Regions from separate parts of the Homo sapiens genome. Here region 1 is linked to region 2. A link is an interaction called in ENCODE POLR2A ChIA-PET data of the cell type or tissue named here. Cell type or tissue: K562. All regions are shown on one strand.

Region 1 (4,000 bases), 1.3 Mb before region 2:
CAGACACCGGTCTCAGCCTTATGAAGGGATGTAGCACATGAATGAATGCAGCTTTTTGTTGTCAGCTGCCACTTCTGAGACCACCATAATCAACTTTTAGCTTTTGGTCAGATGAGGGACACAGGTATTCCTCGTTCTCCAACTTGCCAAGAAATTCGGCCCACATGCATAAGGCAGGCCAGCTGTTTCCCCTTCACTTCCATATCCCTGCCACAACCCAAAGAAGCCAAAGAGAAGGGACACCACCAGGCCCATGAGGCCAAGACCAGGTGGGAGGCTGAGATGCTCTGTCCTAAAAACCTAAAGGACCACTAAGGGGAAGAGAATGAGACCCCAGAAAGAAAGCTCAAAATGGAGAATATTGAGATCCAGGTCTTTGAATAACATGCCCAGAGTCACATGGTTAGCAACAGAGCTGGAACTAGAGGCCAGGTCTCTGTTTATCAGTGTTGTCTTTCCACCCCTTCAAAACACCAAGAACCAAACCTGCTGGAGGGTGAGCAGGCAAGAGAGTGCTTGATTAGGGAGAAGAGGGCTCTTTTCCACTTTGAGAATCATTGTAGTTCCAGGGCAGGGTCAACAGCAAAATGCCATCAGGTTGCTTCCTGTAAAAAAAGTCCTTCATTTCTAGTGTAGGGAATTCCTCTTCTCAGAAAGCTCAGGCCAGAGATGCTGAACCCTTAACTGGCATCTGAAATATAGTCAGGAAATAGGGTGCTTACCTGACCCAGCGTGTCACGTGAAGGGACAGCAATGGGAGAGCTTCCCAGAAACTACACTACTGGACCCTATAGTATTCACACAAAAGAATCGTTCAATCATTGCAGGAAGAAAGCATCCTAGCAAAATAATCTGCCTATTTCTTGGTAGGGGTTGAGACAGAGGGAAGCAGACTGAGAGTTCTTGAAATATTTAAGATACGGGATTGTAGCCACTATAAGAAAGGTTTCTGAGTGCAGGGCATTGTATAGAAATTATTCCAGAGAACTTGGAGGATTTGGCTTTATTAATTGCAGTTTGACACTGGGATGAGTACATTTCTTACTTAAAGGGAAGTAGCTTTCTCTTCCAGAGAATTCTCAAAGGCATGTATAAAGCAGTATCCTTGCAAGTACTGTACTTCTTATTTTTCCTTAACACACAGGGTAGTTGAGAGAAGAGACTGAAAGAGCACTGCCTTCAGCCCAGTGACCATTCTTTGAGCTGTTTTCTCTTTCCCCATCTGAGGGAAGAGTGGAGTTTTGTGGTGATGGCAGTCGTCTCCTTCACATCTGCTCCAGATCAGAAACTCACCACAGCTATTAATCTGCTGATGTGAGCACATAGTACTAGCTTCATTTTCCAACCCCACATAAAAATGTCAAAACTTTAGTCAGAAAACCAGAGAGAAGCAAAAGGCAGGGTGTATGGAGATCTACATTTACCCTAATATCACCTCCAGTAGTGCTTCTCAAACTTTAAAGTGTGTAGCAATCACCGAAGGAACTTTTGAAAACGCAGAATCTAGTTCAGCAGATCTGGGATGGGGATGCTGAGATTCTGCATTTCTAACAACCCCCAAGGGAACCTCGGCCCATGCTAATAAGGACCTATTTGGCCTTTCTGACTGCTAGACGATGGCCACAAACTTTAGTGAGACAGATATATAAAAGAGATAGATCTATATCTATCTATATACACATAGAAACACACATCCCCCACCTCTTCTAAAATGCAACAATCAGAATTGAGAATTTCCATCCAGCTCAATGGTTTGCAAAGCTGGCTACCCATTGGAATCACTGAAAAACTTTCAAAAAATACTGATGATTGGGTCTCACCTTGCCCCCAGAGGTGTTGCTATAATTGGTCTGCGTCAACCTACCCATGAACCTAGGAAATTTAAATGCACCCTGCGGGGCGGGAGTTCTTTTTTTTTTTTTGAGACAGGGTCTCACTCTGTTGCCCAGGCCGGAGTGCAGTGGTGCAATTACAGTTCACTGCACCCTCAACCTCACGGGCTCAAGCAATCCCCACATCTCAGCCTCCCGAGTAGCTGGAACTACAGGCAAGCAACACCACGTCCACGTCCAGCTCTTTTTTTTTTTTTTTTTTTTTTTTGGAGACATGAGGTTTCACTATGTTGCCCAGGCTGGTTTTGAACTCCTGAGCTCAAGCAATCCGCCCAACTCTGCCTCCCAAAGTGCTGGGATTACAGATGTGAATCACTGTGCCTGGCTGCACCCTGGGGGTTTGTAATGTGCAGCCAAGATGGAGAACTCCTGATCTAAACAAATAAGGTGATGCACTGTATGCTTTCGTTTAAAGGTTAGCTATCATCACTACTATCTTTTCTCACATCACAGCACTAATCTTAAAATAGCCAACCAGCTTTTAAATTTAAATGTGCAGCAAACCAGTCACGTTTTTAAAAAGCAAAGTGTTACGCTTCCTCAAACTTTCAAAACATGCTGTATTTAAGTTTTTCTCAGTGGCATGGCAAATTTATTAAACATTTTCCCCCACACTGTTCACATCACTCAGGTTTTATTGAATTTATAAAATTACTACAATATTTTCGACAAGCAGAATTTTTATGACAAAAATATAGAGTATACACCTTTTGGAATTTGGAAAAGAAAAAAATACTCACAAAATAAGTATACATATATTTTTAAATGAAGTTTATTTTCCCCTGGGAATAGAAATTCTATTCTGAAACTTTTTCAAAATTAAAGTGTTTAGTTATAGCAATCAAAATCTGTATTTGCTATTAGGTTTCTAAGTTAATTTAGAGACTAGCTTTTTAAACCAATTCCATTATTTCCAATTTCTTAACTTCTAAACTTACAAATTTTTCACTTAAATACCCATAACTACTTTTGCAAGAATCATTTTATGTATATATATGTATGTATATATATATATGTATGTGTATATACACATATATAAGCTATATATACATCTTATAACTAGCTACAATAAAGACATTTAAAAGGCCAAAAAAATTCATGTGCTTATGTTTCTAACAATATTTAAACACGCAAAGAAAAGACTATTTTAACAGCAATTATGCTACTTTCTAATGCTTGCTTATTTATGTTTAGGTTAAAACAATAGTTAGGGTGCAAATGTGAATGATAAATACTATTCAACTAGTTAACTGAAAAAAAGTGAAAATTTTGGAAAGCCAATTATAATTAAGATAGTCATTGTATCTAAGATATTAAATAATAAAGCAGTGAGTTTTAAATTCACTCAAGAATTAGAAAGCAAAAAAATTACAAAAAAATAATTAGAAAGCAAAGATAAATACTAGCAACATAACACTTAGTGAGTGGTCAATGAATATTAACTGAAGAAATTTTTTAAAAGAGGTAAATAAATGTATAAACAATCCTAAATTAAATGGTTAACAGACCCCCTGAACTCACCGCCATTCCCAAGTGATTATTTTCTTTTCTGAAATAATATACCTAATATAGAAATAGTAAGAAGGCCATTTTGGGGAACTCTATAATCATCTATCAAAACTGGAGAAAAAGATAAAGTGAATAAAATTTTAAAAAGGTAGACAGAATGAGAAAAGTTCATATGTCTTTTTTTGGCTAATTATAGACAACATTGGAAAGCTCTTAGAAATTTACTAACATTCAACCATGATTTCCATAAGAGCTCTTCAGGACAGGTAGAAAGGAAATGTTGAGAAACTACACAGAATTCTGAAAACCAGAGGGCAAGAAAACTCACACAGTGAGTCTTTCGTTTTCTCTAGAGTAAGACACTAATGGACTTGAACTATTAAAAACATCATCTAAGACTATATCCACTGCCGTCACACTCCCCCAAAAGAAAAAAAAAAAAATACCTGCAGGAGTCAAATCCCCAAAAGTGGCAAATGCCAACATACAGTAGAGGAAGCCATATGCTACAAAAAAAAAAAAAAAAAAAGAGAGAGAATGTTATAAGACCAAAAATTGGTAAGTCATCGGTATATAGCTTCCTCACTCAAGTCACCTTC
Region 2 (4,000 bases):
TACCTGAATGGCTTTTGGGTTGACATATTTGGAAACTGGGGCTAACTTCCAAACTGTTGGCAACTTGTGTGTGGGTGTGCGTGCCACAGCACAGCAGTCCCACTTGAGAGACTTGATGGTGTGGTGGTGGTTGGGGGGCTTCTGAAGCTGGCTTAGCCCCAGCCCTATACACCCACCCCACAGATGGTGGGAACAAGCCCAGAAGAGAGTGGGTAACTCTGTCCACTGTGGCCTCCACAGCCAAGGTTGCCAGGCAGAGCTCGCAAGGCCCAATTCCAGTCTTGTCTTTGACCGTTGCCCCTTTGTGTTGGGGGGGTGTATTTAGTCACCTTTCTGGAAGCATGCTTTTCTAATTCTAGTCATCAGTAGTTTGTTGCTTTAAGATTTTGAAAATGGTATCCTGTTATTTTACTTAGGAGTTTCGTATTGAATGGTGTACATAATGTGATTCAAGTACCTCAAAACAGAAGGACTTCAGTTAAGATTTAGGCTCTATGCAACATACACTTCTTGCATTTTCTCATTCAATGTCCTTTCCTTTTTTTTTTTTTTTTTTTTTGCAAGAATGTAGCTGACATTCAGAGTAGATTAGTACCTTCAATGTCTGTGTGAAAGAAATGACCTTAATATGAGGACAATATTGACTGTGTATTTAGGGGGCCCACTGTTAAGGCATATAGAATTTTGCTTTATTTCAGACCTGACAATCTCTTGTCTGCTCTGCTTCCGCATAAAATTATAATACTGCACATGGATGTAAAACCCAACCTATTCCCTGCCTGAGGGACTAGAATAGAGGGAAGAATGACTATAGTTCTTTGTTGCCTTTTGTGAAGGTAACAGGCACAGAGGTATGATGCATGATGGAATTATATACCTCTTCTTGAGGTGTTTGAGGGCTGACTAAGGACCTGTACTTTTTTTTTGGTTTGTTTTGCAGTACTGGGGCCAGGGAGCCTTGCTGTTGTGTCTAGAGAGTGTTGAAGAACCATGAATATTTCGCAAAAAGAAAATAATTTTTTTAACCATTAAAATTCCTGGTAGTGACTTCCTCTGGCAAGTAAAAAACTCTCATTTTCCTTAAAAAATGAGAGTTTTTTACTTGCAATAGGAAAACTTGCCAATTTTTCAAGTTATTTTTATTCTTGATGATTCTCAATGAGACATAATTAAAATACACATAGAAAAAACAACCGTAGGCCAGGTGCAGTGGCTCACACCAGTAATCCCAACACTTTGGGAAGTCAAGGTGGGAGGATCACTAGAGACCAGGAGTTTGAGATGAGCCTGGGCAACATATTGAGACACTGTCTCCTCAAAAAATTAAAAAAATTAGCTGGATCCAGTGGTGCACACCTGCAATTGTAGCTATTTGGGAGGCTAAGGTGGAAGAATAGCTTGAGCCCAGGAGTTTGAAGGTGCAGTGAGCCATAATCATGCCACTGTACTCCAGCCCAGGCAACAGAGTAAGATCATGTCTCAATGAAAAAAAGAAAAATCAACCCTAGTGGACTGGAACAGGGCTGGTTTACTTTGTGTCAGCTGCAGTGCCCCCACTCGCCAACCCACATGTTCTTCTCCTGCTGGTTCCCAAGCAGAGACCAGAACCAAGAATGAGAATCATCCTGTGGGTGCAGGTTGTATCTTATCCTCCAGAGACAGCACTTCACCCTCTGTTAGAAACTTCTTTACCACACTGCCTGTTTGGTGAAATCCTTAGGGCAGTGACTTCCAAACTGTGATCCAGGGGCCACCCTTGGTGGGAGGATCAGGAAGGAGGGGGAATGTATCTTAAGAAAAGTTGGGGGAAGCTCATATCTCTTCTCGTTGATCCTGAGAAGTAAAGTCTTTCCTCCTCAGAGAGATGCGGGTAGACATGACTCGCCTAGATAGAAGCTCATTCATCTCCCTCCCTTCTGCCTCTGCAGGACTCTTGGAAGTCTGGGTCCCCGGGAGTATGCGGCTCTTGCTCTGTGCTACAGGTTTCCAAAGTTCACTTGATAACAGTACAATTGTGCTGTAAATTGTGCAGTAATGGAGACTGAGGAAACAATTAGTCTTTCATCTTCATTCATGTTACCAGCTCACTTCCTATGGTGTGAAAAGAGCCAGACTTTGGAGTTAGGAGACATCTGAATACAGACAGAACTGGCAAGATTATGGGGAAGAAAAGGGAAAAGTAATGAATATTTTCAAAGAGGTTAAGCCATTTGGCCAGGACAACACTGCTTGCAGGTAGCAGAACTGGGATTTTGACTGTCCATAATCCCTATTCTCTGCTTGTTTTACTCCTTCCCTCTCTTCTTTCTTTTTTCATTGTCTAATGACCTACAGACATTCTGTCAGCTGCTAAAGAATGAGGGACTCCTTTATAAAGATTGATAGGACAGTGTCGCTACTTAAGGAGTTCCTTCCATGTGGACCAGTGGGGGCGCTGTTGACGCATGGGGCTGGACTTCTCTTTGGAGCAGAGTCCTGTTCCACGGATCGCTGTGACAAGCAGAAAGTGCCCCACCCCACCTCCATACAATTCCTAATGCTCCTGGGTGATACAACCGCCCCAGTGGAAGCACGGTGGTGCATGGACTTCTAGAGACCATTTGAAGCCAGGACATTGCTGCTTGTTCTTAGGAAATGGCAGAATATTACTTTCTTGTTTTTTGTAGGGAAGCCTGCCATCTCACCAGGTGGCAGCTTGTTTATACCTTTTATCCTAACCTGAAGCAGGTGATGGGACAGAGGTCATCGAATATAATGAAAGTGCCACAAAGGTAGAGTCTGGGTATATTTTATTTATGCAGGTAGAGTGACTTGTCCAGATCCCTTCACACAGAGCAACATTTAATATGGTAATTGTTACTGCTGAAGTTGGCCATTTCTCGGACCTACAGCTGCAAGGAATTGGTAACAAAAGGATAAACTAAACATTGTTACTATTTTAATTTTCAAGGAGATGAAGTTAAAATCATATATGTCATATCTCTCTGGGGCTTAGCCACCTTTTCTGCTGGGCACTTTTTGAAGAAGTCTGAATACTGAGATAGGAGAGTAAAGGGGGGAAAGTAAGTTTGCCCACTTCTCATCCTTTTTCTGACCATCAGCCTGAGGGAAGTAACTAGAATCCGCTAAGAAAATTCACTTAATCAGCAGTTGATTGATTGTTATATTGTCCACATTGCAAAATTCTTTAAAGGATATTTGAAGATATTATCACATTTGTTCTCTTACAATCTATTGTATTGTTTATTTGAAGGGGTGAGTGTTAATAGTTCTTAAGATATCGTACTTTATTTCCGGTAGCATATCCAAGAAATAATTTAGAAGTATTGTTAATGGGAATGATGTTAAATAATTTTTCTATGACTAGTAGTTGGGACATATATGATATAAAACATGGTATCTTTGTTACTTAAGTAATTTGAACTCTAACCCCATATATCTTAGGTAGACAATGAAAATACTGAATTGTTAGTCTAAATAATATACACGTACTCATTCCGCAAATATTTATTAGGTATCTACACACCCTAGGAATCTTTCAGGGCATGAAGCTGTTTTAATCTTCCAAGATAATGCAGCACGTATCCCCCTTGAGGGACATTTGTTTTTCAAATTGCTCCTCTGTGTCTCCTCTGCTTAGGATATGAGTTCCTCTAAGACTGTATTTTAATCTTTTGTGTAATTCTGATGTCTAGCGCCATGCCTGGTGCTTACGTAATAGTTGCTCAGTCAGTTTGAGGGTGAGTCCATTAACTGCCCTCTAGGAGCTTGATATTTAATATAAACTAGTCTGTGATACATGACAATGCTGTGACAGTGCAGATGAGAAAATGTGACTTCTAACTGGGGTGCTCAGAGAGGATATCCTGGAGGAACTGCCATTTTAACTAGACTTTTCTTTTAAGCAGGTAGATTTTGTTTGGTTCAGGCTTCAGCTGGAAGCCCAAGCAATGGTGCAGATATGAGCTGGACTATGACAGACTATTGGGCCAGTGGGGCT

What was found. ChIA-PET counts read pairs that join two places held together with the same protein. Peaks named below come from ENCODE experiments on the same cell type or tissue, not always from the same donor. Only the 100,000 strongest peaks of a DNase experiment are listed, where the experiment ranks them.
Region 1: POLR2A ChIA-PET joins it to region 2 with 9 read pairs; 2 of 35 experiments call an interaction of 5 or more read pairs at or near these places.

The regions. Positions count from the first base shown.
Region 1 is chr2:178,514,973-178,518,972 of GRCh38, reverse strand. PLEKHA3 (pleckstrin homology domain containing A3) reads right to left here. Exons shown (of 8, transcript NM_019091.4): 8 at 2,510-4,000. Among named protein-coding and RNA genes, the nearest start is that of TTN-AS1, 6.2 kb to the left of the region's middle. In K562, no CTCF peak of the experiment used is centred here; no DNase peak of the experiment used is centred here.
Region 2 is chr2:177,253,059-177,257,058 of GRCh38, reverse strand. All of the region lies in intron 1 of NFE2L2 (NFE2 like bZIP transcription factor 2), which reads left to right. MIR3128 (microRNA 3128) reads left to right here and starts at 1,049; the gene lies at 1,049-1,114. RefSeq lists a silencer at 1-58. In K562, a CTCF peak has its summit at 2,437; DNase peaks (open chromatin) are centred at 1,635, 1,869 and 2,438.